2 separate regions of the Homo sapiens genome follow, and region 2 is linked to region 1. A link is a loop called in an ENCODE intact Hi-C map of the cell type or tissue named here. Cell type or tissue: heart right ventricle. All regions are shown on one strand. Links, peaks and the distances in the headings refer to the core of each region. The heading gives the core; the rest is flanking DNA.

Region 1 (15,735 bases), core at 4,480-12,479:
GAAGATACTTTTTATTTTTTTATTTAAGATGGAGTTGGCCGGGCGCAGTGGCTCACGCCCATAATCCCAGCACCTTGGGAGGCCGAGGTGGGTGGATCATGAGGTCAGGAGCTGGAGACCAGCCTGACTACCATGGTGAAACCCCGTCTCTACTAAAAATACAAAAATTAGCCAGGCATGATGGCGCGCACCTGTAGTCCCAGCTACTCCAGAGGCTGAGGCAGGAGAATCGCTTGAACCCAGGAGGCAGAGGTTGCAGTGAGCCGAGATCGCACCACCGCCCTCCAGCCTGGGCAACAGAGCGAGACTCTGTCTCAAATAAAATAAAATAAAATAAAATAACATAAAATAACATAAAATAAAATAAATAAAATAAAATAACATAAAATAACATAAAATAAAATAAATAAAATAAAATAAAATAAAAAATAAAATAAAATATAAAATAAAATAAAATAAAATAAAATAAAATAAAATAAAGAAGCCCTGAACTCATAGCCTCAAGCAATCCTTCCACCTTGGCCTCCCAAAGTGCTGGGATTATAGGCGTGAGCCATTGCACCCAGACTGTGTTGTTGTTGCTATCAGGGCAACTGTGATATTTATCTTAAGAAAGTTTTAGATTCAAATGCAGTGGCCTCTCTGAAGATTCTTGAGATAAGACAAAGAGTGGGAGAGAACTATTCTCTACTCTAGCATGGCACCACGAGCAGTACGGCCTTAGCAAGTCACATCCTCACCTGGGCTCAGGTTATCATCTGTCAGTGAGGGTTCTTGACCAGATCAATGATTCTAAGATGTGGCCACACATCAGAATCCCACAGTGTGCTTTTAACAGCAATAGTTTGTTGAACCTGAACCCAATCTACTGAACCTGGAATGGGGAACAGGTAAAGTCTGTCCCTGCATTTCTCCAGAAGATGGCTGAGGTCCTTTCTGGCACTAAATCTCCTAATTCTATAGGTTTTTTTCTTTTCCTATTTTTTTTTTTAATGGACTAGGCCAGGTACAGTGGCTCACGTCTGTAATCCCAGCACTTTGGGAGGCTGAGGCGGGCGGATCACAAGGTCAAAAGATTGAGACCTTTCTGGCCAACATGGTGAAACCCCATCTCTAAAAATACAAAAATTAGCTGGGCATGGTGGTACACACCTGTAGTCCAAGCTGCTCGGGAGGCTGAGGCAGGAAAATCACTTGAACCTGGGAGGTGGAGGTTGCAGTGAGCCGAGATTGCGCCACTGCACTCCAGCCTGGTGACAGAGCAAGACTGTTAAAAAAAAAAAAAAAAAAAAAAAGGATTATTACTGAATAGTTTTAGGTTTACGGAAAAATGGAGTGGCAATCCCCACATATCCTTTCAGCCCCGTGCCTTAGTGTACGCTGTTCACATCTTGCATTAGAGTGGCACATTTGTTACAACTGATGAGCCAATAATGAGATACACACACACACACATATATATATATATATTTTTTTTTTCTTTTGAGACAGGGTCTCACTCTGTTACCCAGGCTGTAGTGCAGTAATGTGATCTCGGCTCACTGCAACCCCCATTTCCCAGGTTCAAGCGATTCTCCTGCCTCAGCCTCCTGAGTAACTGGGACTACAGGTGCCCGCCAACACGCCTGGCTAATTTTTGTATTTTCAGTAGAGACAGGGTTTCACCATGTTGGCCAGGCTGGTCTTGAACTCCTGACCTCAAGTGATCTGCCCGCGTCAGCCCCCCGAAGTGCTGAGATTACAGGTGTGAGCCAATGTGCCCGGCCCCAGTAATGACATATTGTAACTAAAGTCCCTAGTTTACATGAAGTCCACAGTTCACTAGGGTTCACTCTTTGTTGTGTGGGGTTTGGCAAATGTATAGTGACACACATGGTACCTAGTTGAAAGAATGCCCTCTTGCATTAAGTCTTACTCTCAAGAGTGGAACACACAGTAAAGGCAGAAGAGGAGAGCAATAGGCTGCTTATATCCCGTGATCCTCAAGTGATGACAAATCGAAGATATTTACAGTGAACAGTGGTGCATGTGCCCAGCACCATAAACATGAACCTACTTACTTTTTTGCTTTTTCATTGTTCCTTTTTAACACTTGGAATATCTTTCCTACAGCAATACTCTCTGTTACTTAAACTACCAAACCCATTATCTCCTGATGAAGCAATGTGCTTCCCAAACGTAGTAATTCAAGGCTGTGTCTTTACAGCCTTGAACAATCTTTTAAAAATCTGAGACATAGCAACCAGATGTTGATAGAGATTACTTCTCTTGATCCAAAGATAACTGGCACTTGGAGTTCTAAGAAAGTCAGGAGTTCAAAGAATGAGAATCTAAGTGAGGGAAAATGAACTCCTTGAACACACGTTTTTTGCACTGTTATCAAGTCATTTCTTAGGATTGATTGTCAGAATGAAATGGTTGTTAAAAAATTGTACTCTAGGCCGGGCGCGGTGGCTCATGCCTGTAATCCCAGCACTTTGGGAAGCCGAAGCGGGCAGATCACCTGAGGTCAAGGTTCGAGACCAGCCTGACCAACATGGAGAGGCCCTGTCTCTACTAAAAATACAAAATCAGCCGGGCTTGGTGGCACGTGCCTATAATCCCAGCTACTAGGGAGGCTAAGGCAGGAGATTCGCTTGAACCTGGGAGGCGGAGATTGCGGTGAGCCGAGATCGTGCCACAGCACTCCAGCCTGGGCAAGAAGAGCGAAACCCCATCTCAAAAGAAAAAAAAAAAATTGTACTCTAAAGATAGAGCTCTGTTTCCACAAATTGTATCAGAAACGAGAGGTAACATTTCAACATTTAAGCTTTCATATGCATTTATTTTTCAAATTCCAACAAACATTTTCAAGTTTGTTAGAACTAAACAGAACCTACTAGAATCAATTCTATTGATGTCATTTCTTTTAACATAGCAACTTATCACACAATAAGTACTCAATGTCTGGGTTTTAATTGACCAAGTAAGTAAATTGAAGAAAGTTTGGAAAACTTTCTCTTCCTCTGACACAATTCTTCACTGTTCTTTTTTTTGGGGGGCGGGGGGATGAAGCTTTGAAAAATTTATTTTTGCATAACATAAACATGTCAATCTTTCCCTTTAGCTCCTTCCACTCCTCCTTCAGTGTGCCGAAGAGATACTGAGTTCTTCCAGATTTTTGCTTAGCTGGGTAGTTTCTAAACTCAACAGACTCTCCAGGTAGGTAGTTCCTGCACGGGGCTTTCCTGTCACTGGATCTATGACTTTTCCAACTTTGAAAATGATCTTGGCCTGTTCATGTTTCACATGCTTCGTTCATGGGACAGGTAAAGCTCTGAGAAGCACGATATCCCCAGCTGTGCACTGCCGAAGGCCATCGTGAACAAAGGAGGTTTTCCACTTATTATAATACTTTAATAAATAGGGATCCAGAACAAGCCCGGTCACTCTCGCTTTAGCAGTCTTTTGTATTTTTGTCCCAATCACCTTCCCCACGATCCATCTGGCATGGACAGATGAACGAACGACGGACATGATGTGGCTTTGGTCACCTCCGCCATGACTGTGCAGCCACCTGCCCCAGGGAGCCTGCCTTCCTTCCTTCCTTCTTTCCTTCCTTCCTTCCTTCTTTCTTTCTTCTTTTCTTCCTTCCTTCTTTCTTTCTTTCTTTTTCTTTCTTTCTTTCTTTTTCTTTCTTTCTCTCCCTCTTTCTTTCTTTCTTTCTCTTTTTCTCTCTTTCTCTCTTTCTTTCTTTCTCTCTTTCTCTCTTTCTTTCTTTCTTTCATACCGAGTCTTGCTCTGTAGCCCAGGCTGGAGTGCAGTGGTGTGATCTCGGCTCACTGCAACCTCTGCCTCCTGGGTTCAAGTGTTTCTCCTGCCTCAGCCTCCTCAGTAGCTGTGATTACAAGCTCCTGCCACCACACCCGGCTAATTTTTGTATTTTTAGTAGAGATGGGGTTTTACCATGTTAGGCAGGCTGGTCTCAAACTCCTGGCCTCAAGTGATCCACCTGCCTCAGCCTCCCAAAATGCTAGGATTACAGGTGTGAGACACTGTGCCCAGCCTGACACTATTCTTGAATTAACTTTTCACTTTCAGTTGTCAAAAAAAAAAAAAAAAAAAAAAACAGAAAATAAGTGTTGGTGAGGCTGCAGAGGAGTTGAAACACTTTTGCACTGCCAGTGGGAATATAAAACGGTGTAGCCACTGTGGAAAACAGCATAATGGTTCCTCAAAAAATAAACATAGAATTACCATAGGATCTAGCAATCTCACTTCTGGGTATATACCCAAAAGAATTGAAGGCAGGAATCCGAGCAGATATTTATACAGTAGACCCATGTTCACAACAGTGATATTCACAAAAGCAAAGAGGTAGAAACAATCCAAATGCTATCTGATAACTGGATACACAAAATGTGGTATAGAGACAAGGAACTATCATTTGGCCTTAAAAAGGAAATCCTGGCACATGCATAAAGACATGCTAAGTAAAATAAACCAGTCACAGAAGGACACATGATGTATGATTTCACTTACATTAGGAATGCAGAGTAGGCAAATTCAGAGACAGAAAGCAGGATGATGGTTGCCAAAGGTTGGGAGGAAGGGGAGTTGTTTAATGAGTGCAGAGCTTCAGTTGGAGAAGAACTTCTGGAGGTGGATGGCGGTGATGGCTGCACAACCATGTGAATGCCCTTAAAGACACTGAAGTGTATAATTAAAAATGGTTGGGTCGGGTGCAGTGGCTCATGCCTTTAATCCCAGCACTTTGGGAGGTCAAGGCAGGCGGATCACAAGGTCAGGAGTTCGAGACCAGCCTGGTCAATATGGTGAAACCGCGTCTCTACTAAAAATACAAAAAATTAGCCAGACATAGTGGCGGGCACCTGTAGTCCCAGCTACTTAGGAGGTTAAGGCAGGAAAATTGCTTGAACCCAGGAGGTGGAGGTTGCAGTAAGCCAAGATCGCGCCACTGCACTCTAGCCTGGGTGACAGAGTGAGACTCTGTCTCAAAAGAAAAAAAAAAAAAAAGGTTAAGGTCAAGCGCATTGGCTCACACCTGTAATCCGAGCACTTTGGGAAGCTGACTGGATCATCTGAGGGCAGGAGTTAGAGACCAGTCTGGCCAACATGGTGAAACCCCGTCTTTACTAAAAATACAAAAATTAGCCGGGCATGGTGGCAGGTGCCTGTAATCTCAGCTACTCAGGAGGCTGAGGCAGGAGAATCGCTCGAACCCCGGAGGCAGAGGTTGCAGTGAGCTGAGATCATGCTATTGCACTCCAGCTGGGGCAACAAAGCAAGACTCTGTCTCAAAAAGAAAAAAAAAAATGTTAAGATGGTAGATTGTATGTTGTGTATATTTTATCACAATAATTTTTTTTTCTTTTCTTTTCTTTTTTTGAGACAGAGTTTTGCTCTTGTTGCCCAGGCTGGAGTGCAATGGTGCCATCTTGGCTCACTGCAACCTCTGCCTCCCAGATTCAAGTGATTCTCCTGCCTCAGCCTCCCAAGTAGCTGGGATTACAGGTGCCTGCCACCACGCCTGGCTGATTTTTTGTATTTTTAGTAAAGACACGGTTTCACCATATTGGCCAGGCTGGTCTCGAACTCCTGACCTCAGGTGATCCACAGGCAGGAGCCACCGAGCCCAGATAACAATAAATTTTTTTTAAGTACTCAGTTGTTCTTTATCTCCTTTGGAGAAAGGAGAAGAGATTTAAACTGATTTCAACTAAAAAATTTCCTGATCAGACAAGTTGCCAAAAGAATAACTGGAATTTCTTCTCTGACTGTGTTTCTCAAGTATCTAGCCAGGCAGTGTGCTAAAAGCTAGGGACAGTGGGAAACCAAAAATCACACATCCTACCTTAATGGGGCTAAGAGTTCAGCCCAATGGCTCTGAAACTTTAGCACATATGAAAATCCTCTGGTGGGCTTGTTGAGCACAAATTGCTAGCACCTACACTCAGGATTTCTGACTCAGGGGGACTGGGCTGGGGTCCAAGACTCTTCATTTCCATCAAGCTCCCGGGTGATGCCAGTGCTGCCGGTACAGGGACCACCCTTTAAGAAGCTCTAGGGCAGGAGGAGGGACTTGTAGGTAAAGAAGCAGTTTCAATCAAGTGTGCTGTGATGGGAATCCACCCAGTATACATACTAGGTAATGCATCCACCTGTCCTAGGAGAGGTCAAGAAAGCCTTTCCTAGAGGAGGTGTTGCAGAAATTGAGGTCTAACCTGAGACCTACAGGACATGTAGGAGTCAGACAGGTGCATGAAAGGGACAGAGCATTTCAGGTGGAGAGTGTCCGATTTGCACAGGTCTAGAGGTAAGAACAGCCTGTTCTTGAAATTGCAAATCTTTCCATGTCATGGGCAGTCAGAGAGTGATGGGGAAAGTAATGAATAAGGAAGAGAGAGGTGAGGTCTATCAAAAAGGACGTTGGAATCCTACAGTTTATCCACAGGATAAAAGGAAGCCAACCTCAGGCAGGCTTGCAGCATTCAAGAATTGAAGCTCTAAGAACTAAGGTGAGCTCATCAGCTCCGGGAGAAGGCATAGGTCCAGTAGAGTCGCAGACTAAGCAGGTGGGGAAGGGGGCAGTTGTACATGCCCCTCTAATTCTCGCATCATCTCACACAACCCAAGCTCCATTTCCTCAGAAAGCCTTCTGCTGCTCAGGTAAGAAAAACCCAAGGCCATTGTGCCATCCAGTACAGTGGCCACGAGCCATGTGTGGCTATTAAATTAGCTAAAATTAGAAGCCAGATCAGCAGTTGCACTAGCCTCATTTCAAGTGTTCAACAGCCACCTGTGACTAGGGGCTAGAAACAGGAACGCTTTTGGGCCAGGCTCGGTGGCTCATGCCTGTAATGCCAGCACTTGGGGAGGGCGAGGTGGGTGGATCACCTAAGGTCAGGAGTTCGAGACCAGCCTCGCTAACATGGTGAAACCTTGTTTCTACTAAAATAACAAAAAATTAACCAGGCTTGGTGGTGCGCGCCTGTAATCTCAGCTACTCAGGAGGCTGAGGCAGGAGAATCGCTTGAACCCAGGAGGCAGAGGTTGCAGTGAGCCAAGATCGTGCCATTGCACTCCAGCTTGGGCAACGAGAGCAAAACTCCATCTAAAAAAAAAAAAAGCAGAACACTTTCATCATCCCAGAAAGTTCCCTAAGCCAGCACTGGTCCAGGAAATGAAGTATAAGCAGGATTAGATCTAAGACTTGCCAGGCATTTTGGTTTTACTGCCTGAAGCCAGCAAGCAACTGGTTTGGGTCTTCACTCATGAAAACACACACACATACAAATATATACACAGAGAGCTCTAAATTGATTTTTAAAAAATCTATAGGGTATAAAGCAAGACAATTAACAATTATACATTATATACAGTCTACAAATATCCTAGATATCACTTTTATAATGAGATATAAGGAATTCTGGCTGGGAGCAGTGGCTCACGCCTGTAATCCCAGCATTTTGGGAGGCTGAGGCAGGCAGATCACCTGCAGTCAGGAGTTCGAGACCAGCCTTGCCAACATAGTGAAACCCCATCTCTACTAAGAGATACAAAAATTAGCCAGGTGTGGTGGGGGGCACCTGTAGTCCCAGCTACTGGGGAGGCTGAGGCAGGAAAATTGCTTGAACCCAGGAGGCGGAGGTTGCAGTGAGCAAAGATCATGCCACTGTACTCCAGCCTGGGCAACAGAGTGAGACCCTGTCTCAAAAAAAAAAAAAAAAAAAAAAAAGAAAAGAAAAGAAAAGAAAAAAAAGAATTTTCTTAAGCTACTAAGAAGAATCCTAGAATCATACCTATTCTCCAAAGCCATCTGTAAATCCTAAAAATAACCAGTCAAGGGAATTGAGGGAGGAAAACATAGTCCAGATTAGAATTCTAAAAGGCCATTTTTACTGTTTACATGCCAAAAAAAAAAAAAAAAAGCTAAGCTTTTAAAGCTTTCTCTATTGTGTATTTTACCAAAGTCAGTATGAAGGATTCAAAATATTACATAGCTAATCCTTACTCCAAGTTCTAAAAATAAAATGCAAGAGACGGTTGCATGCCAAGTTGGTAACAAATCCCTATGCCAAGGATAGAAGTGGAAATTGATGCAAGGAGGAAATGAGTTATGCTGTAAAATGAAACACACACCCAAGAGAAAGGCTTAACCCTTGGGCTGACCATAGCAGCAAACACTGTAACCAGTTAAAAAGTCCAAGAAGCCAGAGGTAGATGATAATTCTACAAATTCAGAGATGTTCTTGTTTTCCCAGCTGCTCCACAAGGACTTTACCAGCCTAGATAAACAGAGCCCGCCTTCCACTTTCCATGAAGGATCAGGTGGGCAGCTTCCCAGTGAGTAAGGTGGGTGGCTGAGTATCCTTATCTTGATGGTGAGTGACAGGTGGCTTTGGGAAGTGTACTCAGACAGGACAGCTTCCTTGCTCAACCGTGGTCTGACCCAGGCATATTAAGGGGAGGACCAGCTCAGAAAGAAAGCAGAGCCAAGTGTATGCATTGCGCAAAACCTCTGATGGCCAGGAAGGCCTGGCCGCCATTCCCTAGAGCCACGCATTCTGCCTGCCCCACGACTCTTCCATCCTCAGAGCCGTATTTCCTCCTGGGCCTGCCCTGCCAGATCTGATTGGCTCCCTTCTCCCTGCTCTGCTATTAAATGCCTTCCTTGGGTTCAAATAAAGCTAGTTTCTCTAGAGCCTTTCTAGGTATGCCCGTGCGCCTTCCCACTCCAAACCCACTGTGAATGGAAGACCATTCATTCACCAATTCCTCATTTAGTTAAAAATCAAGACCCACCAGCAAGAAACTCAGTGCAAGGCTCCTTGGAGGTGCTGGGGTAAAGCAAGAAACTGCTAGTACTTCATTAAGCCAGTAGGCAACTGGTTTGAGCCTTAATTCATGAAAACACACACACTTCACTCTAAATTGATTTTTAAAATATCATAAATGCCATCGGACTATCTCAAATGGCAAGAAACGGCCAAAGATGACTCCAGAGTAGATAATTGAAATGGATGTGGGGAAAGTAAGCTCATTCAGGAGCACTGAGCCTGGGGCATCCCAAATGCACAGCAAATAGTAGATCTGATCGAAGAACTTTTATTTGTAATTCTGATTTCATAATGTATTAATGATAGCACCAGCTAGCATTTATTGAGCCAATGCTATGTGTCAAGTACCATACCAAACATTTAACACACACAAATGCATTTAAATATACAAGGATCCAATAAGGTAGGTCCTGTTATTCCCCTTGTATAAATGAAGACACTGAGGTCAAGAAACTTGTCCATGGTCTCACAAGTGTGCGGTAGAGTCCAGATTAAAACCCAGCCAGCCCAGCATCCTGCTCATAAAACCCTCATGCTGAGAACTGCTGAACTGCATTTTTTTTTTTTTTTTTTTGAGACAGAGTCTCACTCTCTCACTCAGGCTGAAGTGCAGTGGTGCGATCTCAGCTCACTGCAACCTCTGCCTCCCAGGTTCAAGCGATTCTCCTGCCTCAGCCTCCTGAGTAGCTGGGACTACAGGTGCATGCCACCATGCCCAGCTAATGAGAACTGCTTTTTCTTGCACTCAGGCAGAAGTGCCTCAGCCTAGCAAGCTTCCCTAGGTGCCCACCCACCCCAGCTGCCAATGGGAACCGCAGTCCAATATTTCACATTTCGGTTAGATGTCTCAAAATTTGTTTAGCACTTTCCAGAGCAGTCCACAAAATGCCACTTGCCTTGACAGGCCTGTGTTCTATATGCAATGGCACCACAGAATTTAGTTACCATCCACTTTGCCTCCATCCAGTTTGGGATCTTCCTCACTCCGTGAGACACAAGGCTCCTTTCTCCTGCCTCCAGCCGGCCCACCCTCAGAACAGGGTACCCCTGGAGCCAAATTGTTGAGGCAGGAGCTCCAGATGGGTAGAAATGGGATAGAGGAGAAGGAGAGGCTGAGACAGGGACTTTGAGATGCACTGCAAGCCAGCCAGTGGGGAGGCTACCCCTTGGGGGCAAACCACACGCAGGGGACAGGTATACTGGGGCTTGCCTACTGCGGCAGATCGCAAGTTCATGGCAATATACCTGTAGGTGAAAACATGTCAACATGCCCCAATGTTAAGGACAGAACAGCAAAGGGACAGTCAGATACGAGTTAAAGTCACCGTTCTTCTAGAAACATGGATGTGAATTTTGTTTGTTTTGTTCTGTAACAGAGTCTCGCTCTGTCGCCCAGGCTGGAGTGCAGTGGCACGATCTCGGCTCACTGCAACTTCTGCCTCCTAGGTTCAAGCGATTCTCCTGCCTCAGCTTCCTGATAGCTGGGATTACAGGCACGTGCCACCACACCTAGCTAATTTTTGTATTTTTAGTAGAGACAGGGTTTCACCATGTTGGTCAGGCTGGTTTTGAACTCCTTTTCAAGTGATCTGCCCACCTCAGCCTCCCAAAGTGCTGGAATTACAGGCGTGAGCCATTGCACCCTGCCTGGACTTGAATTTTTGTCAGAAAGAGATTTGCAATTAATGCTGATTGCAACTGATGGCAGAATTAAGATGGTAAGTCTTATATCACAACCACCTCCTAAAATCAAAATGGAGCTGTTTCTGTAGGAGTCAGACTACCTCCTTTAGAGGATATGGGAGTAGTCCATCACTCATTCAGACAGTTTTATTAAGCGTGATATAGTCTACCTCTCTCAGCACTGGGCGTGGTGCATCTCCTATTGTTAGGCAATTCCCTTACTTCCTGATCCTTCAATTCACTTACTTCCTGATCCTTCAATTCACTTTCTTTATAATTACGAAATGGTCTGAGATAACCAGGTTCCCCTTGCTCAAGCTTCCAAAAATCAGGCTGACAAGTTACATTTGGACATCTGCTCTTCAAAAGCCAAAGGCAGAGTTTTCTGTTAAATAATGAGCTGTCCAAGCATATTTTGATTCATTCAGGCCACATACAGCAGCAGGAGTTTCTGGGTGGTGCCTCAGGTCTAAATTTTACTGTAATCCTACAGGTTAGAAATCAATGAGCTGATCAGAACATATCCAGTTTCCAAAGATATGAGTGGCACCATCAATATAAATTAGTTCTCCAGTAATGTCAAAGGGCACACTTAGCAGTGCTGTCAGAACAACCAGAAAAACCACATTCAAAAGGGAACACAGCCTAAGGCACACAACTCATGATAAATACCTGGGAAAAAACCAGTTAGCTCTGCCTTTAGCTGTTCCCACCCCAATTTTCACGATTAAAACTACAATCGACATACTAATTAGTCGGCAGACATCTCTATAATGTTTATACTCCTAAAAAACATGTTATGTTGGTTAACTGAACCTATACAATACTTAGAAATCTCCCTAAAGTTATCCTAAAAACAAAACAAAAACAAAAACTTTGCAAGCTTTCTGAGTTCAAACCTGTAATTTTGTTACCTATCAGTGCTTTATAAAAGAGCTAAGATAATTATAAGGAACAAGCCTCCTAAAATGTAAAATTCCATTGTTCCTCTACTACCCGCCCATCAGTGGCAAATAAACACCTTACCATGACATTCACTGTGAGTATTGCTAGCGGGAGAAGTGGAGGAGAAAGCAGTCAATTATACCTGATGATCAGGGATGGAGAGAGACAGGAGGGATGCTGAGTTGGCCTTGAAGGTCAAGTCCCAAGCTGGGCCACTATCTGATTGGGAGATAGAAAGTGAGAGGAGAAAGGCATTTCTGGAAAGAAATCCCTGGGGGCAAATATTCTGCAGCACTGAAGGCACACAGGATTAGTTCAGTTACTAAAGTGCGGGTAGACAGGGGAGGAAGAAGAAGAGAGTTGGAAGAGGAGACTGGAAAGCAGACTGAGGCAAGGCTGGGAAGGCCTTGGGTGCTAGCGGCATTTGGAATTTGTGTGCTAAGCAGGGAGAGGCCATCTGAGTTCTCCCATGCATTGAGTAAACAACACGTCCCGACCTCGTGGCAGGTATTCAGTCAGCTGCTGGTGAGCAACGTGGCTCCTGTCCCTATGAAGCTTAAAGTCTAAGGTAAGGCAGACCCTAGGAATTCGGCGCACAGAAGCCTCTCTGCTGTGATGGAGAAGTAACAGGGACGATGAGGACATAGAGCAGGGAAGGGGGCCTAGGAAGCTATTCTGGAAGAAGTGAGTTGGTTCCTGAAGTTGAAGCACCTGCAGAGGTGAGGAGGTGGGGAGCAGAAGTGCAGGATCCATCTGTGCAAAGAGGCTGGGGCCTCAACAACATGAACTGTTTTAATCAGATTTGCATTTTAGAAATGATAACCCTAGGCCTGGAGCGGTGGCTCATGCCTGTAATTCCAACACTACGGGAGGCAGAGGCTCTACTAACAAATCTCTACTAAAAATACAAAAATTAGCTGGGTGTGGTGGTGCATGCCTGTAATTCCAGCTACTCAGGAGGCTGAAGCAGGAAAATCTCTTAACACAGGAGGCAGAGGACGCAGTGAGCCAAGATCACACCATTGCACTCCAGCCTGGGTGACAGAGCGAGACTCTGTCTTAAAAAAAAAAAAAAAAAGAAAAGAAAGAAATGATAACCCTGACCAAGGACTCCAGGAAAAGATGGTGTTAATCTGTGGCCAAGACAAGAGTGCAGAAAGTCCTTACTGTCCTCTGGCAACAGGGGCCAAAGGCGGAGGCTAATAAGGTGGTGCAGACAGAAAGGGTGGGATTTCTGGCAGAACTTTCAGAGGCAGAGGCAGCATTTTACAACTCACTTCATCCGGGCAGGGGGTCTGGGAGGAAAAACATTGAAAAAGGTGCCCAGTTTCTAGCCTTAGCAACTGCTGCAGGCAGCTGAACTCTGCAAGGGTTCTTATTTGGCCCTGACATTCTATACGCACTTATTAGCATTTTATTCAAGAAGAGGGTGGTTCCCCCAAATGTTTCCATATTTAGCCAAAGGAAGCTAAATTTCAAACTTCAAGTGTCTACTCAAACCTAAGACTGAACCCCTCAATTTCCCTCATAACTCCATTATCCCCCAGGCTTCCTCACGTCAGTAAAAGGCAACCCCATCTCCCAGGTGCTCATGCCAAACACCTAGAGTCATGCTGGAGTCTCATCTTCCCTCCTACCCTGCTCCCTATTCATCCGTAAGCCCTAGGCTCTGCCTTCCAAATGTTTCCAGAACCTAAAACCTCTCCTCACCTCCCTGCAAGCTGCTTGGCTGAAGCTCTGTTCTCCCTCACCCGGATTAGAGGTAGCCCCAGACAGCATGCCCTTCAGTCTAGCTCCAACATGGAGGGCAGGCTGATTCTTTCCAAAGGTAATCAGATGGAGTTACTCCTCGGCTCGAAACTCTGCAGTGGGTTCTCACTTCTCTCAGAGTAAAACCCAAAATCTACCTGCTCTCTTTCCCTCTCATCTACAGCCACCCTGCTGTCTCCCTGGTCCTGGAGCTTGGGGCCACACAGTGTCTGTTCCTGTACCTGGAATGCTCTTCCCCCGTAGCCACAAGGCTTAGCCCCTCACCTTACTGTCCTAGCTCTAATGTCACCTTTTTAGGAGCCCAATCAATCACCACCATATTTAAACCCCAGCCTTGCCAGTCCCCCTTCTTTACATTGTTGTCCATAGCACTTCTCATCTGCTATCAGACTTTAAAATTTATTAGGCTGGGCACAGTGGCTCATGCCTATAATCCCAGCACTTTGGGAGGCCAAGGCAGGTGGAACACCTGAGGTCAGGAGTCTGAGACCAGCCTGGCCAACATGGCGAAGCCCCGTCTCTACAAAAATACAAAAATTAGCTGGACATGATGGTGTGTGCCTGTAATCCCAGCTACATGGTAGGCTGGGGCAGGAGAACTGCTTGAACCTGGAGGCGGAGGTTGCAGTGAGCTGAGATTGTGCCATTGCACTCCAGCCTGGGCGACAGAGTGTGAGACTCCATCTCAAAAATAAATAAAATTTATTTATTAATAATCTCTTCTAACCGGAATGTACACTCCCAGAGCAAAGGGATTTTTGCTTATTTTGTTTAGCTACATCCCCAGCACCCAGAATACAGTACAATGTACGGTAACTATCTTACAGATGTTTGTTGACTGAATGAAAAGTCACCTATTAATAAGGCTCCCTGAGTCACCTGGACAAAATAGTAAGCCCTCACCTCTTTTGCCCTTCATGCTTATTTATTTTTCCTTGCATATATCATCAACGTGTGATAAATGTTAATACCACATATTAGTGTGTTTATTCTCTTCTCCACACAAGAATGCCAACTCCATAGGGGCAGGAATCTTGTCTCTTTTCTCTTTGTTGTATGATGAACACCCAGGACAGAGCCTGGCACAGAGGAGATGAGAAAGAGAAGGAAGGAGAGACAGAGGTCAGGTGTGGTGGCTCATGCCTGTAATCCCAACACTTTGGGAGGCCAAGAGGGGTGCACTGCTTGAGCCTGGAGAGTTCGAGACCAGCTTGGGCAACATGGTGAAACCCCGTCTCTACAAAAAGTACAAAAATAGTAGTTGGGCGTGGTGGCATGTGCCTGTAGTCCCAGCTACTTGAAAAGCTGAGTCGGGAGGATTGCTTGAGCCCAGGGGTCAAGGCTGCAGTGAGCAATGATCATGTCATTGCAGTCCAGCCTGGGTGACAGATGGAGACCCTGTCTCAAAAAAAGAAAAGAGAAAGAGAAGGAAGGAGGGGGAGAGAGACGAAAGAAAGAAAAAGAAAGGAGGAGGGAAGGAGGAAGGAGAGGGGCGGAATGGAGGGAAAAGGAGAAGGAAAGACAGAAGAAGGAAGAGAGGGAGGAAGGGAGAAGGGAGGAAAGAGAAAGAAGGAGACAGGGAGTGCGGAAAGAAATAGAAAGGAGGAAGGAATTCTAACTCCATATTATCAAGGTCACAGATGAGTAGCCTAAAATAAAAAATTGGTTGTTCTACCTAGAGCAAGAGATTCTGTCAGGATTCTGTCAGAGAGCAGTGAAACAACTGGCCATGTTTTTTTTTTTTTTTTTTTGAAATGGAGTTTCGCTCTTGTTGCCCAGGCTGGAGTGCAATGGTGCATTCTCAGCTCACTGCAACCTCCACCTCCTGGGTTCAAGCAATTCTCCTGCCTCAGCCTCCCAAGTAGCTGAGATTACAGACATGTGCCACCACACCCGGCTAATTTTGCATTTTTAGTAGAGACGGCGTTTCTCCATATTGATCAGGCTGGTCTCAAACTCCCGACCTCAGGTGATCCGCCTGCCTTGGCCTCCCAAAGTGCTGGGATTACAGGCGTGAGCTGCTGCGCCCAGCCTAGGCATTTCTTTAAAATCTATCCATTCATGTGCTCCATTAGTCAAAATAAAAGGCAATATCTAGTAATGATGCCAGGATAAGGAGTAGGCTACATTGGATTCTAATCAAAGGAGGCATGAGTCACTGAAAAACCATCATCATTTGTTGGCTGCTTTCTTCTATAGTTTCTGAACAATAAATAAGAAGGATTGGCCAATCTTGTTACTTGGCATAATAAACCAGGTAAGCATACTTGATGATTCAATTCCATTTGGAACCGATACTACACGTTAAGGAAACAAAACTAACATTGGCATTCAGCTGAGTTCTGTCCAACGACCCTTTGCCTCCACTGTGTCTTGTTGGGCATGCTGCTATAATTTTAAAGGTAATGACTGTAATAGTACCACCTCGCATTCATGTGAGTTCACGTGAATTAGGCTTCTACCACTCTTGAAAGTAATTTTAATTATCTCGTTTAAT
Region 2 (15,735 bases), core at 3,535-11,534, 51 kb after region 1:
CTAAAACCATTGCTTACCTTTTAGAGCTAACGTAGCTAATCTAATAAATTAATTCACAAAATACAATGATGAACCCTCCTTACACAAAACATATAGGCATTTAATCACAATCTTCAATATTTTTATCCCAAATGAAAGAGTAAAAGGTGGGAATTTCACAGCGGTTGATGATGATTAACTGATCCATATTTTCTGTCCTTCAAATCATATTCCCTAATCCAGTTCCTAACAGTTCTGAAACAATGCAGAAGAAAATCTTGGCTTTTTAAGGAATGCTTCATTGGATAGCAATTTAAAAATGCACTTGTATTCAAATCTAAACAATCCATGACATCTGTGGGGCACCTGATCAAGAATTGCTCACATTCCATCTTGTGAGTCAAAGCACAGGATTGCTGTGCTTCTCTGAGTCCCAGCACTGAAGACCTACACAGGCATCTTTCCTATGACTCACCTAAAATACTTAATTTCTCAAAGATGTAGACAATCAAATGCTGGCAGGTGATTCTGTAGGCTAAACTGTCTGGTCCTCAGCTGTGCTGAGTGACAGTGATATGCATAATGGTAGTTTTTAAACTTTTTTATACTGAACTTTCAGTTGTTGTTTTCTTTAACTCTAACACCTCAAAACAGGAGAGTCATGTGTAAAACAGGAGGGACTGGGGCAGCTGACATGATTGGCACAATGGATGGCCCCTGTGTCAGGTTTACCATAAAGCTAATGATACTTAAACTTCAGGGACTCTCCAAAGTCTTATGCCTCATTTTACATTATTAATTTGGTAAAAAAAAATTTTTTTTGAGACAGAATCTCACTCTGTTGCCCAGGGTGGAGTGCGGTAGTGTGATCTTGGCTCACTGCAACCTCCACCTCCTGGGTTGTAGTGATTCTCCTGCCTCAGTCTCCCAAGTATCTTGGACTACAGGCACAAGCCACCATGCCTGGCTAATTTATTTTAGTAGAGACAGGGTTTCACCATGTTGGCCAGGCTGGTCTCAAACTCCGGACCTCAGGTGATCCATCCACCTTGGCCTCCCAAAGTGCTGGGATTACAGGCATGAGCCACCACGCCTGGTCAAATTTTGTAATTTTTTTTTTCTTAAAGAACTCTCCTCTTCCTCAGTTGTATAAACTTCAGGCCCCATGAAACCTGGTTTCACACCTGATAGGACCCAGAGCTTCACCCCTCCTTCCTCTCCTCTTCAGCCCTCTCCAAGGAGCCCTAGTCCTCTGTGGAACAAAAATAAAAGACAACCTGTGACTGGGCACAGTGGCTCATGCCTACAGTCCCAGCACTTTTGGAGGCTCAGGCAGGAGGATCACTTGAGGTCAGGAGTTCAAGAGCAGCCTGGGCAACATAGTGATACCCTGTCTGTACAAAAAAAATTTAATTGGGCATGGTGGCATGTGCCTGTAGTAGTCCCAGCTATTTGGGAGGTTGAAGCAGGAGGATTGCTTGAGCCTAAAAGGTCAAGTCTGCAATGGGCTTTGATGGTGCCACTAGCCTGGGCAACAGAGTAAGACACTGTCAAAAGGAAAGGGAAGGAGAGGGGAGGGGAGGGGAGAGGAAAGGAAGGGAGGGAAGGGGGAAAGGAAAGAAAGGAGAAAGAAAGAAAACAACAACTTGTAACAATTCCTGGACTAGGAATCAGGAGAGAGGGTCTGACACCTGTGCTTGCTACTAGCCCTTTGTGGTCCTCAGTCAGGTCACTTGGCCTTTTTCAGACTCCGTTTCATCATCTGTAAAATGGGTGTGTTTGACCTGATGATCGCCAAGCTCCCTTTGAAAACTAAGTCTTTGATTCTAAGTCTACTGGGGACACTTTCTACATTCCCTTACAATAGCCTCTATTCATGGGTTTGTCTTTCCCCACTGAGGTGCTGGAAAAACTCACCCTCTGATTTTCTGGGTCCTGCCAAGACTTAGCCCAGCCCCTCCCTCTTCAAGCAATGACGTCCGTGATGGTGATAGGACTGCTGTCTCTCCTCTCCCCACAATTCACTGTCTCCACTCCTGCTAGATGAAAGAGGAATGACAGGGTGCAGTTCTATGTGTTAACCCTTCTCAGAATACCTTCATTTAAAATAGAAATTAATATTTCATCTCAATGGCATAACTCTTTAGTGGTGAAATTTTAGGCAGCAGTTGCAGTCAAGTCTGAGGAAGAGAGATCGTCTTGAGCTCTTGCAGCAGGCAGTGTTTAGACCCCCTCAAGCCACAAGGGGACACTGCCCATTATTCTAGAACCAAAAGACTGACCCAGTTAAAAGGCACAGGAGCCCTGTCAACGTGGGTGCAAGGAGACTTTCACTTGGAATATCATTTACACTCACACAGCAGTGGAAGTTAATTGCATGGTGGAGGATGGGGACTTCACCTGCTTCACCATCCATACTCCACTTTCCCCCAGTCACAGATCCTGATATTATTTGGGGGCAGCAGCATGCCCAGCTAAAGGACCATGTGTCCCAGTCTCCCTTCAGCGTCATGTGGTCATGTGATAAGGTTCTGACCCATGAGGTGTAGGCAGAATGTTACATGAGACTTCCAAAAACTCCCTGAAAGTCCAGAAACACACCCTTTTCTTTAGTCTTCAAGTCAGAGATGTGATGATGATGGCTGCTAAGTGGTTGCCATCTTGGATCTGAGGGGACTTTGCAGATGGAAGTCATTTACTGAGGAGGGTGGACCAGAAACATAAAAAGAGCGTGGCTCCCTGATGACATCGTGGTGCCACTTCCTCAGCCCAGACCACCCCCACTCTGGACTTATTTTTAGTAAGAAAATAAAATCTTTATGTGTTTAAGCCACTAGCTCTCAGTTCACTGTCACTCATAGCTGAATATATTCCTGGCTGAAATAAATGAGAAGACTAAACTTTCCACCTTTTAAAGAAAGAATATAGTGAGTAAAAAACAGGGTAAGATCTAGGAGAGATGCAAATAACCTTAAAACTCAACCTTCCTCAGCAGAAGGATATAATATATATATAATATATATAACATAAAACATAACATATATGTTACACATATAACATATATGTTACACATATAACATATATGTTACATATATCATATATTTATATATATAACAAGGATACATTCATTTAAAGCCCGAATCTCAAAAGTTCAGACAATGTATTGAAAGGGAAAATAAAACAAAAGCACTTTAGTATGAGCATTGGCGATTCCTGTTGGTCCCCCACAGGGTAGAAGATGAGAGGTTGGTCAGTCAGGAAGTGTCACCTCTGTGCACAACCTGGAGTTGTTTTGGAAGGAGGAGAGACGCCCAGAGCTTGAGCAATGCAAGCGTGATCCCTGCTCTAGGGAAGCGTGAGGTCATCTGCACATGCTCATTCATGCTCGCTTTGCTCCCCGCAGTAGGGACTCCTAGCACCTCCCTCAGACCCATCTTTGTTTTGGCTGCTGTGGCCATAAGATCTGCACAAGCCTCTGTCACAGTGCTGAGGATAGAACTGGTGAGCAAGCCCCAGTGCTGGCCCTGGAGGAGATGAGAGCTCAGTGAGCCGAGAGCAAGGAAACAAGCCATCAATCCCTGGTAGGACAAGTGTTCACAAGGGGGAAGGCCCGTGAGAAGACTGAGGAGGGGCCCTGACTCATTTTTGGAAGTCCCAGGAGGCTTCTTGGAGAAGGTGACCTTCTCCAAGAATAGAGACCTGGAGGATGAGCAGGAGTTTCTGTCCTCCCCTTAGTCACTGTTCAGTGGCAGCTGCTGTCACATGACAGTTCTTTGCCCCAGATCCATAGAGTGAAGTAGGTAGCAATGAGGTAGTTAGAAGAATACACTGCTGGGCTGGGCATGTTGGTGCACGCCTATAATCTCAGCACTTTGGGAGGCCAAGGCAGGCAGATCACCTGAGGTTGGGAGTTCGAGACCAGCCTGGCCAATATGGCGAAACCCCATCTCTACTAAAAAATACAAAAACAGTCAGCCAGGCATGGTGGCACATGCCTATAATCCCAGCTACTCGGGAGGCTGAGGCAGGAGAATCACTTGAAGCTGGGAGGTGGGGGTCAGAGTGAGCCAAGATCACGCCATTGCCCTCCAGCCTGGGTGACAGAGCGAGACTCTGTCTCAAAAAAAAGAATTAGTTAATTAATTAATTAATTAATTTAAAAAAAAAGAATACACTGTCCTCTCTTTTCCTTTCCTGGAAGTCTGAAGACAGAACCATCTCATTTGCTCTGGAAGGAGTCAGGGCCAACATCAGGGAGTGGGATTAAGGGCCAGGGAGGATGCTGAGTTAGGAAATACCCACCTCACCACCCTGGGGGTCAGGCCCACTGGACTATTCAGGCAGTGAGCAGCAGTACCCATGACCATGAGCCTTCTTCTCACACTCTTCTCCCCATGTGACTTATTTTGGTAACAGTTTCATTGAGATATAATTTATTCCTTCCCGTAGGACATAGCTAAAAAAAGAGAGAAAGAGGTAATTTATATACCACACAATTCACCTATCTAAAATGTGCAATTCAATGGATTTTAGTATATTCGTAGGGTTGCTCAATGATCACCACAATCAATTTTAAAACATTTTCATCGCTTCAGGAGGAAACCCCATACCCTTTGGCTGTCACCCCTCAATTTCCCCAACCCTGGCAACCACTGATTTCCTTTATCTCAATAGTTTTTGCCTATTCTTAACATCTCATAGAAATGGAATCACTTACATGGTCCTTTGTCACTGTCACTGATGTCTTCCACGCAGCAGAATGTTTTTGGGGCTCATTCAAGCTGTGCACACTCCTTCATTCCTGGTTATAGCCAAATTATACACACACCACTTTTCCTGTGTCTCAGACTGATGTCTGGGTCAGTCATCAATCCTATTCGTCAATTTATTCTCCAAATGCGTCTAGAGCAAATACCATGTGAAACCCATGGTTTTATGGCCCCCAAAGCTCCCAATCCATCTTCTTGTCTCCATCTCTATCATCACCATCCCGGTCTGCCACCGTCTGTCTCTGGGACCAAGGAGCTTTCCAAAAGTGAAATGTTAGCCTTCAACAGTGACTGCCCGCCCCCAAGGACTTCCCGTGATCTTAGAATAAAGACAAAGCTACCTGGCATGGCTATCAACACTCTGCCCAGTCTGGCACTTCCCTCCACTCTGTTTCAACTTCTCTCTTTTGGCTTCAGCTATCCTGTCTTCTCTCAAACACTGTCACTTGCCACCTTGAGGCCTTGGCCTGGAACAGGCCTTATCGCTCACCTGGTTAAGGCCAGTTTACCTTCCAGGCTGCAGGTCAGTGGTCTCTTCCAGGAGAAACCTTTGCCAAAGGAGCCTCATCATAGCTCTCATAATTCTCATATCACTCTGTTCCTTTCCCACTCTGTCTCCCTTCTACACTGGAAGCTCTTTGAGGGTGGGCATTGTCTACTTATGCTCATCATTGGTTTCCCTCTACCTAACAGTGCCTGGATTAGAAATACAGAAAGGACATCCATACCAACATTTATAGTGTGCCCTGTAACCAGACACTTTTATTGATTAATTTTTTTAGTTTTTTAAAATTTTATTTTAAATTCCAGGATACATGTGCAGGACGTGCAGGTTTGTTACATAGGTAAATGTGTGCCATGGTGGTTTGCTGCACCTGTTAACGCATCACTTAGGTATTAAGCCCAGCATGCATTCGCTATTTACCATGATGATCTCCTTCCTCCTGCCCCCCCACCCCAAGCCCCAGCACTGCTGCCCCACCACCAGGCCCTGGTGTGTGTTGTTCCCCTCTGTGTCCATGTGTTCTCTTTATTCAGCTCCCACTTATAAGTGAGAACACCCAGTGTTTGGTTTTCTGTTCCTGCGTTAGTTTGCTGAGGATAATGGCTTCCAGCTCCATCCATGTCCCTGCAAAGGACATGATCTCGTTCCTTTTTATGGCTGCATAGTATTCCATGGTGTATATGTACCACATTTTCTTTATCCAGTCTATCATTGATGGGCATTTGGGTTGATTCCATGTCTTTGCTATTGTGAATAGTGCTGCAGTGAACATATGCACACATGTATCTTTATAATAGAATGATTTATATTCCTTTTGGTATATACCCAGTAATGGGATTGCTGGGTCAAATGGTATTTCTAGTTCTAAGTCTTTGAGGACTCACCACACTGTCTTCCACAATGGTTGAACTAATTTACTTCCCCACCAAGAATACAAAAGTGTTCCTATCTCTCCACAGCCTCGCCAGCATCTGTTGTTTCTTGATTTGTTAACAATTACCATTCTGACTGGTGTGAGATGGTATCTCATTGTGGTTTTCTTTTGCGTTTCTCTAATGGTCAGTGATGTTGAGCTGTTTTTCATGTGTTTGTTGGTTGCATAAATGTCTTTTTTTGAAAATTGACCAGACACTTTTATAAAGACTATCTTGTGTCATCGTTATGATAATCCTATGTGGAAGTTATCTTCAGCTTCATTTTACCAATGAGATAAATGAAACTGTGGTAGTATAAATAAATAACTTGTCTAAAGATACTGAGTAGCAGAGGAAGCATTCCATCCCAGACCCATTGAATTCTCAGATCTAAGATCCTGCCAGGCTGTTTCTGGAATACAGAGCAGAAAATTCCCTCCTGTTCAAGCGCTAACTAGATAAGTCCTTCTTCACAAATGCCAAGTAAGCACAGAAAAAGAGCAACAGGGAAAAAGTTTATGCTCCAAGGAAGAAGTCAACCCCAGACTGCAGGGATCGTGGTGAGATTGTATCAGGATTGGACCTTGGGGAAAGCTTCCTTATATTTGAGACTCATAAAAAAAAAAAAAAAACTCCCCACAGGTGGTCAGTTTGGTTCTTACTGGCTTGCTGGAAGTAAGTTCTCATGTTTCTAAATGCAGACCGGGTATTTCCTTTGGAATGTTCTCACATTGTTTTATTTTTGGGTGTCAACCTTTTCATTTTAGTCCAGCAAAGAACTCCTTGTTCGTTTCCTTTGGGGGATTTATTTTTCCTCCTTTTTCTGAGGCGGCAGTACCTCTACCAGGAAAAACTGATTACCAGTGCTGTCCCCAGAGTTGTCACTGAGGTGTTTCCACCGAAAGCTTCTCTGTCACTTTGAGGTCACCTGAGAGCATGAGAGCCAGGCTCACTGGTGACCTCATCCCTCTGGCCCTATTCCAGCAGCTTAGCTTTGAGCTTCATCATCACAGTGCAGCAGCTGACTACTTGCTAACTAACGTGTTATGCCATTGATAACCAGGAACTTCCTGACTGACGTTGAACGGGAAAAGGATGGCGGATCAGAACCCCTAGAAGGAGGTCATCTTCATATTACAAAGGACAGCCCATTTAGGGAAGTGACTTTGGTGTTGTTTAATAGATTCCCTTTGCTCTGAAGCACCCTGGGTATGTTCTTTTATAATCAAAACAGCTGATCACTTTTCTTACAGAGATAAATTTGCTCAAAAATAATGCATCTATGTATACAATGAAATATTATTCAGCCTTAAACAGGTAGGAAATTCTGACATGTGAATGAACCTTGAGAACATGATGCTAAGTAAAACAAGCCAGTCGCAAAAGGATAAATACTGTACAATTCCACTTTTGTGAGGTCCCTAGAATAGTTAAATTCATAGAGACAGAATGTAGAATGGTGTTTGCCAGAGGCTAGAGCAGAGGCCCCCAGCCCCCAGGCCACAGACCAGTACCAGTCTCACTCACATTACTGCCTGAGCTCCGCCTCCTGTCAGATCAGCTGCAGCATTAGATTCTCACAGGACCACAAACCCTACTGTGAACTGCACAGGCAAGGGATCTAGGTTGTTCACTCCTTATGAGAGTGATGATCTGTCACTGTCTCCCATCACCCCCAGATGGGACCATCTAGTTGCAGGAAAACAAGCTCAGGGCTCCCACTGATTCTACATTATGGTGAGCTGTATAATTATTTCATTATATATTACAATGTAATAATAATAGAAACAAAGTGCACAATAAATGTAATGCACTTGAATCATCCCAAAACCATCCCCCACCCTGGTTTGTGGAAAAATTGTCCTCCACAAAACCAGTCCTTGGTGCCAAAAAGACTGGGGACTGCTGGGCTAGAGAGAGGGGTTAGAGGGAGTTCGTGTTTAATGGGGACAGAGTTGTTGTTTGGGAAGATGAAAAATTTCTGGAGGTGGATGGTGGTGATGGTTGCACAATCATGATTGTACTTAATGTCATTGAACTGTATACTTAAAAATGGTTAAGATGAGGCCCAGTGCAGTGGCTCACACCTGTAATCCCAGCACTTTGGGAGGCCAAGGCGAATGGATCACCTGAGGTCAGGAGTTCGAGACCAGCCTGGCCAACATGATGAAACCTCGTCTCTACTAAAAATATAAAAATTAGCTGGGTGTAGTGGTGGGCGCCTGTAATCCCAGCTACTTGGGAGACTGAGGCAGGAGCTTGAACCTGGGAAGTGGAGATTGCAGTGAGCCAAGACTGCACCATTGCACTCCACCCTGGGCAACAAGAGCAAAACTCCATCTCAAATTAAAAAATAATAATAATAATGGTTGTGATGGTAAATTTTGTGTTGTGTATATTTTCCCACAATAAAAAAATAATGTGCTGAAGATGCTTCTCAAAGTCTTGCCTGCTATCCTGCTACTTGTTCATCAATTGCAATTTGGCCTGCCACCTACCTTCTTGAGGCTTGTTCCTCAAAGTATGGTCCCTGGACCAGGAGCAGCAGCAGTTGGAAGCTTGTTAGACATGCGGCATCTTGGCCAGATGCGGGGGCTCATGGCTGCAATCCCAGCACTTTGGGAGGTCGAGGCTGGCAGACTGCTTGAGCTCAGGAGTTCAAGACTAGCCTGGGCAACACAGCGAAACCCCATCTCTACAACAAATATATATATATATATAAAAATTAGCCAGATGTGGTGGCATGTGCCTGTAATCCCAGCTACTTAGGAGGCTGAGGTGGGAAGATGGCTTGAGAGCAGGAGGCAGAGATTGCAGTGAGCTGAGATCAAGCCACTGCACTCCAACCTGGGAGACAGAGCCAGACGCTGTCTCAAAAGAAGGAAGGAAGGAAGGAAAGAAAGAAAGAAATGCAAATGACTTAGGCCAGGTGTGGTGGCTCATGCCACTAATTCCAGCACTTTGGGAGGCCAAGGTGGGAAGAGCATTTGAGGCCAGGAGTTTGAGACCAGCATGGTCAACATGGTGAAATGTTGTCTCTACTAAAAATATCAAAATTAGCTAGATGCGGTGATGCACACCTATAATCCCAGCTACTCAGGAGGCTGAGGCATGAGAATCACTTAAACCCTGGAGGCAGAAGTTGCAGTGAGTCAAGATTGTGCCACGGCCCTCCAGCCTGGGTGATAGAGCAATACTCTGCCTCAAAAAAAAAAAAAATGAAAATGATTTATATGCAGGTTAAGGTTTGTGGAGGGCTGTTCTGGATCAGTGGTGGGCAAGTCTGCAGGCACACTGGAATCACCTGTGGAGTTTTAAAATTACTGATTTGATTGGTTTAGTGTGGCCAGGCATCAGGATTTACAACTGCTCACATTAGAATTCAAGTAATTCTAGTGTGCAGCCAAGGTTGGGATCAACAGATCTGGATTATCTTTTCTTCTAACCCTTCAGTGTTTTCACACTTTTCTCATCTCAGTGAACACTTATTTCCTGGGGCATCATTTCTGCTTGATTCTTTTTAATCATTTCAATTCCTTTGTTAAATTTATCTGATAAGATTCTGAATTCATTCTCTGTGTGATCTTGAATTTCTTTGAGTTTCTTCAAAACAGCTATTTTCAATTATCCGTCTGAAAGGTCACATATTTCTGTCTCTCCAAGATTAGCCCCGGTGCCTTATTTAGTTTGTTTGGTGAGGTCACTTTTTCCTGGATGGTCTTGATGCTTGTGTATGTTTGTTGGTGTCTAGGCATAGAAGAGTTAGATATTTATTGTAGTCTTTGCAGTTTGGGTTTCTTTATATTCATCATTCTTAGGAAGGCTTTACAGGTATTCTAAAGGACTTGGGTGTTGTGATCTACATTTGTGGTCACTGCAGCTGTATCTGCATTAGGTGCTACCCCAAGCCCAGTAACACTACGGTTCTTGCAGAGTTATAGAAGCCTTGGTGTCTTGGATAAGATCCAGAAGAATTCTCTAGATTACCAGACAAAGACTCTTGTTCTCTGCCCTTATTTTCTCCCAAACAAACAGTCTGTCTCTCTGTGCTGAGCTGCTTGGAGCTAGGGGAGGGGTGACACAAGCACCCCTGTGGCCACCACCACTGGGACGGTACTGGGTCAGATCAAAAGCCAGCACAGAACTGGGTCTTGCCCAAGGCTTGCTGTAACCACGACCTACGTTCGCTCAAGGCCCTAGAGTTCTCTAATCAGCTGATGGTGAAGCCAGCCAGCCTTGTATCATTCCCTTCGGGGTGGCAAATCCCCTGAGTGGGTCCAGAGATGCTATCCAGGAGCTAGGGCCTGGAGTTGGAAACCTTAGGAATCTATCTGGTGCTCTATTCTACTGCAGCTAAGCTAGCACTGAAACCACAAAAAAAATAAAAATAAAAAAAAAATAAAAAAGCTCTTCCCACTCTTCCCTCCCCTTTCCCCAGGCAGAGGAGTCTCTCCCCGTGTCCACCACTCACCACTCCCACAGGTGCATAGGGAAGGTGACTGACTGCCAGGACACCACCAATGTGCCCTTAAGGCCCAAGGGCTCTTCAGTCAGCTTGTGGTGAATGCTGCCAGGCCTGGGACTCACCCTTCAGGGCAGTGGGCTTCTCTCTGGGCCAGGTTAGGTCCAGAAGTGCAGTCCAAGAGCCACGGCCTGGAATTGAGGACCCCCAGAGGCTGCCTGGTGCTCTTCTCCACTGTGGCAGGCCTGATACCTAAGCTGCAGGACCAAGTCCCCTTTATTCTTCTTTTCTCAAGCAGAAGGAGTCTCTCCTCAGAGCCACTACAGCTGGGAATATGCTGCGTCACATCTGAAGCCAGCACATCTCAGAGTTTCTCACCCGGGGCCCACAGCATATCCTACCTGGCTACCACTGCTGATTATTCAGGGCTCAAGGGCTCTTTAGTCAGCAGGTGATGGATCCTGCCAGGACTGGGTCCTCCCCTTCAAGGCAGCGGATTCCCTTCTGGCCCAGGTGTGTCTAGAAATGTCATCCAGGAGCTAGTGCCTGGAATAGGGGCCTCCCGACTCTGCCCAGTGCCCTATCCTGCAGCTGAGCTCGTATCCAAGGTGCAAAACAAAGTCATCTTTACTCTTCCCTCTCCTCTATTCAAGCAGAAGGAAGGAGTCACTTTCATTGCTGCAAGCTGTGCTGCCTGGGATTGGGGGAGTACTCCCTTAGCACCCGTGACTAGTGTCTCACTAGGTTGTGTGCCCCCACAGTACCCTGGCTCCAAGCCCAGCGCAGCACTAGGACTTGCCTGGGATTTGCAGCCTTTGTGGCCTAGACAGCCTTTTAAGTTTATTTAGGACCCCAGGGCCATTTAGCCCATGGTGGCAAGGCTTACCAAAACTCAAATTCCAGCCACTGGTATGGGCAATGTCCCTCTGGCTAAGGCTGGTTTAAATGCTCCCTCCATAGGCACCAGCTGAGTTCTGCCCTGTGCTGGCAGCACTGAGTTCTAATGCAAAGCCCCAGCCTCTGCACTCCTCTTCCCACAAGCACACAGTTTCTCTCTCTGCACTAAGTAGCCACTACTAGAGGATGGGAGAGGGGTGGCATCAGAGATTCAAGACTTTCCTTTCTACCCTCTTCAGTGCCTCTGTCAGTGATATGAATTTAAAACTACGTATTGTGATTGCTAACCTGATTTTTGGTTCTTATGAAGGTGCTCTTTAGTGTAGATAGTTGGCAAATGTGGCGTTCCTATGAACAGAACAATTGCTGGAGGCTTCTCTTCGGCCATCTTGCTCTGCATCCCTCCTTGGGGCTTGCTTGCTTCCTTCCTTCCTTCCTTCCTTCCTTCCTTCCTTCCTTCCTTCCTTCCTTCTTTCTTTCTTTTGATGGAGTCTCACTCTGTTGCCAGGCTGAAATGCAGTGGCGCAATCTCAGATCACCACAACCTCCGACTCCCTGGTTCAAGCGATTCTCCTGCCTCAGCCTCCCAAGTAGCTGGGATTACAGGCACGTGCCATCATGCCCAGCTAATTTTTGTATTTTTAGTAGAGACAGGGTTTCACCATGTTGGCCAGGCTGGTCTCGAACTCCTGACTTCAAGGGATCCGCCCGTCTCGGCCTCCCAGAGTGTTGCGATTACAAGCGTGAGCCACCACACCTTGCCATTAGCCACCGCGCCTGGCCAGTTCTGTTTGAAAAGTCTGAAGTTTTGTTTGAAAAGTCTCAGCTAGGAGTGGTGGCTCATGCCTATAATCCCAGAAATTTGGGAGACCAAAGCGAGAGGATCGCTTGAATCCGAGAGTTCCAGACCAGCCTGGGCAACATGGTGAGATCCCATCTCTTAAAATAAAATAAAATAAAATAAATAGCCAGGTGTGGTAGCAAGTGCCTGTAGTCCCAGCTATTTGGGAGGCTGAAGTGGAAGAATCACTTGAGCCCAGGTGATCAAGGCTGCAGTGAGCTGTGATCATGCTACTGCACTCCAGCCTGGGTGTCAGAGAGAGACTGTGTCTCAAAAAAGAAAAGTCTCATCCTCTTGGTTTTTTTCATAATCTAAATGCATGCAAGAGAGAGACTTCTTGTGACCTCATTAATTGAGCCCCTCATCAGGGCATGAAAACATTTATATTGATTCGTTTTCTAGATAACTAAAACTTACCACTTTTGTGACAAAAAAAAAAGTTCAAAATTGTGATCATTTGGATGAAAATATCTAAAATGGGCCTGGCGTGGTGGCTCACGCCTGTAATCCCAGCACTTTGGGAGGCCCAGGTGGGTGGGTCACCTGAGATCAGGAGTTTGAGACAAGCCTGGCCAACAGGATGAAACCCCATCTCTACTAAAAATACAAAAATTAGCTGGACGTGGTGGTGGGTGCCTGTAATCCCAGCTACTTGGAAGTCTGAGGCAGGAGAATCGCTTGAACCCAGGAAGTGGAGGTTGCAGTGAGCCAAAATAATGCCACTGCACTCCAGCCTGGGAGACAGTGAGACTCTATCTCAAAAAAAAAAAAAAAGGAAAATATCTAAAATTTATTTGTGTGTCCCCAATTCTCAATAGCAGGTCCATGGCTCATTCAATGGCTCATTCAATTATTAGTGAGTATGCTTAGGTGTCAGGATTCCTGGGACTCAGAAAATCAGGACAAGTGCTGTGATCACAGAGCTGTATCAACAGTGCTAATTAATAGAGAATATTTGGTAACAGACATGTTTAATATTAGATAAGGAGACTGCATCTGGACACTGAGGAAATCCTGGGCAACTTTAGCCAAGTGAACTCATTCACCTCACTTGTTATGCCTGAGAACTGAGTCCTTTCTCCATGAAAACAAATACAGACCATCTACCATGCGACAGCAACTGCTGAGGATCTAGAAGTATAATGGTGAATGAGGAGGCTCCTATTCCCACTGAGCTGCACCCTAGTCTAAGAGATGGGCAAGAAACAAATGACCAAACAGGCAGAGGTTTATAATCTGAGGTGTTAGTAAAAGCCATGAAGAGAAATAAAGCAGGATCGAGAGCTACTATTTTAAATCAGTGCTTCTCAAATTACCCGAGGTGAGGACCAGTTTTTCTTTTTTCAATCTGTTTTGGACTTTTTTTTTTTTTTTTTTTTTGAGAGATGAAGTCTCACTCTGTCGCCCAGGCTTGAGTGCGATGGTGCAATCTTGGCTCACTGCATCCTCCGCCTCCCTGGTCCAAGCAATTCTCTTGTCTCAGCTTCCCAAGTAGCTGGGACGACAGGTATGCACAGCCATGCCCAGCTAATTTTTGTATTTTTTAGTAGAGATGGGGTTTCACCATGTTGGCCAGGCTGGTTTTGAACTCCTGACCTCTGGGTACAGAGCATAATATGGTTCTAAACTATTTCTGTTTGGCTTTAAAATCATTTATAACAGAGAAACCAAAATCGCAAGGTGATAGAAATAGAAGAAGAAATTTTGAAGCATTGGATTAAGCCCAGGATATTAATTTTTTCACTTTTCTGCAAAAGGAAGCAAGTGATGCTGTATTTTCAAAATGTATCTTTAATCATTCGTCAGTAGGCAGTCCCAACAATTTCTCCTGTAAAATTACAGGTCAATTTAAGCTATTTTGTGATGGAAAAAATAGATTCCAGATCTAAGAATTTCCTATTTGTGTATCTTCTTTTGATGGAAAACAAAATTCAAAACATTTTGTCAAATTCATAAGACATGTGGTGGTAAGTTTTGACAGATGTGCAATATCAAGATTATCACCTATTTTATTGATAATTATGGAACATGTATGACAATCTATAATCATAGCATCTGAAGGAACAGTACTGGCAAGTTTCTAACTTCTACTTTTTCCTTTTAATCTTTTGAAAAATATATTGTACTCCTTCCTTGCATGGAAATATTAAGATTACTCAAAATACTGATGATATCAAACAAATCAGCAAGATTGTTTTTACATTATTTACATCTTTAAAAAGGTGGAACCAAGGCTGGGTGCAGTGGCTCACATCTGTAATCCAAGCACTTTGGGGGGCCGAGGCGAGAGGATCACTTGAGGTCAGGAGTTCGATACCAGCCTGGCCGACATGGTGAAACCCCATCTCTACCAAAAATACAAATTAGCTGGGCATGGTGCTGTGCGCCTGTAATCCCAGCCACTGGGGAAGTGAGTCAGGAGAATTGCCGGAACCTGGGAGTTGGAGGTTGTAGTGATCCGAGATCGCACCACTGCACTCCAGCCTGGAGACAGAGTGAGACTCCGTCTCAAAAAAAAGGTGGAATCAACCTATTTTTTAATCTTTCAGAGGCGCAGAGTTTGTTTCACAGTTCAAACATTCTTGATGGATGGCCTCCTTTTGACAAACATCGTACCTCAACATGCAGTGTTACATATAATCAGCTTTCATATTGTTACATAAATATAATTATCTTAATTTTAACACATTAGCTTTTATTTAATTCACAATTCTTACTATAATGCTCATCACATTGACTTTTTTTTTGTAGTAAGATGTTATGGAGGAAGCAGTATGTTGGTTTATATTCCAGTGTAAAATCCTTAATCTGTGTATCTATTCTAGAAAGCTTTCCTGTCATTGCGGCTACACCATCAGAACTCACCCAGACAGGAAGCTTAAAGTGCAAACTACACTTAAACCAATATAATCCTTCAGAGTTTTAAACAGCTCAGAGCTACTTGTGTCCATAGGCAATTAAGTTGAAAGAAATAATTATTTATTTGATAGCATCATCTTCAAATCACACATATACTTTAAAAACTGCCATTGGCAGCCATATGTGGTGGCTCACTCCTGTAATCCCCTCATTTTGGGAGGCCAAGGCAGGTAGATTGCTTGCGCCCAGGAGTTTGAGACCAGCCTGGACCACATGGCGAAACCCTGTTTCTACAAGAAAAAACAAAAAATACAAAAAATTAGCCAGGTGTGGTGGCACACACCTTAGCCCTGGTTACTCAGGAGGCTGAGGTGGGAGAAGTTGAGGCTGCAGTGAGCCATGAGTGCATTGCTGCATTCCAGCCTGGGCAACAGAGCAAGACCCTGTCTCAAAAAAAAAAAAAAAAAAAAAAAGACTGCCATTGGCAATATGTGTACATTAGTCAAGTT

Evidence for each region. A loop is a pair of places that touch in the nucleus more often than their neighbours do. Peaks named below come from ENCODE experiments on the same cell type or tissue, not always from the same donor. Only the 100,000 strongest peaks of a DNase experiment are listed, where the experiment ranks them.
Region 2: a loop joins it to region 1, with 2.3 times the contacts of the local background. A loop is called at or near these places in 11 of 110 quality-filtered maps.

Annotation. Positions count from the first base shown.
Region 1 is chr18:57,760,673-57,776,407 of GRCh38, forward strand. All of the region lies in intron 1 of ATP8B1 (ATPase phospholipid transporting 8B1), which reads right to left. It overlaps LOC124904310 (a long non-coding RNA gene), which reads left to right and starts at 10,420. Exons shown (of 2, transcript XR_007066388.1): 1 at 10,420-10,558. It also overlaps the pseudogene MRPS17P7. RefSeq lists an enhancer at 15,153-15,735. In heart right ventricle, for the core only: no CTCF peak of the experiment used is centred there; a DNase peak (open chromatin) is centred at 8,423; H3K27ac peaks cover 6,478 bases.
Region 2 is chr18:57,813,056-57,828,790 of GRCh38, forward strand. No RefSeq gene overlaps it. Among named protein-coding and RNA genes, the nearest start is that of ATP8B1, 18 kb to the left of the region's middle. RefSeq lists an enhancer at 3,162-3,456 and a silencer at 9,989-10,189. In heart right ventricle, for the core only: no CTCF peak of the experiment used is centred there; a DNase peak (open chromatin) is centred at 7,146; H3K4me3 peaks cover 583 bases; H3K27ac peaks cover 2,039 bases.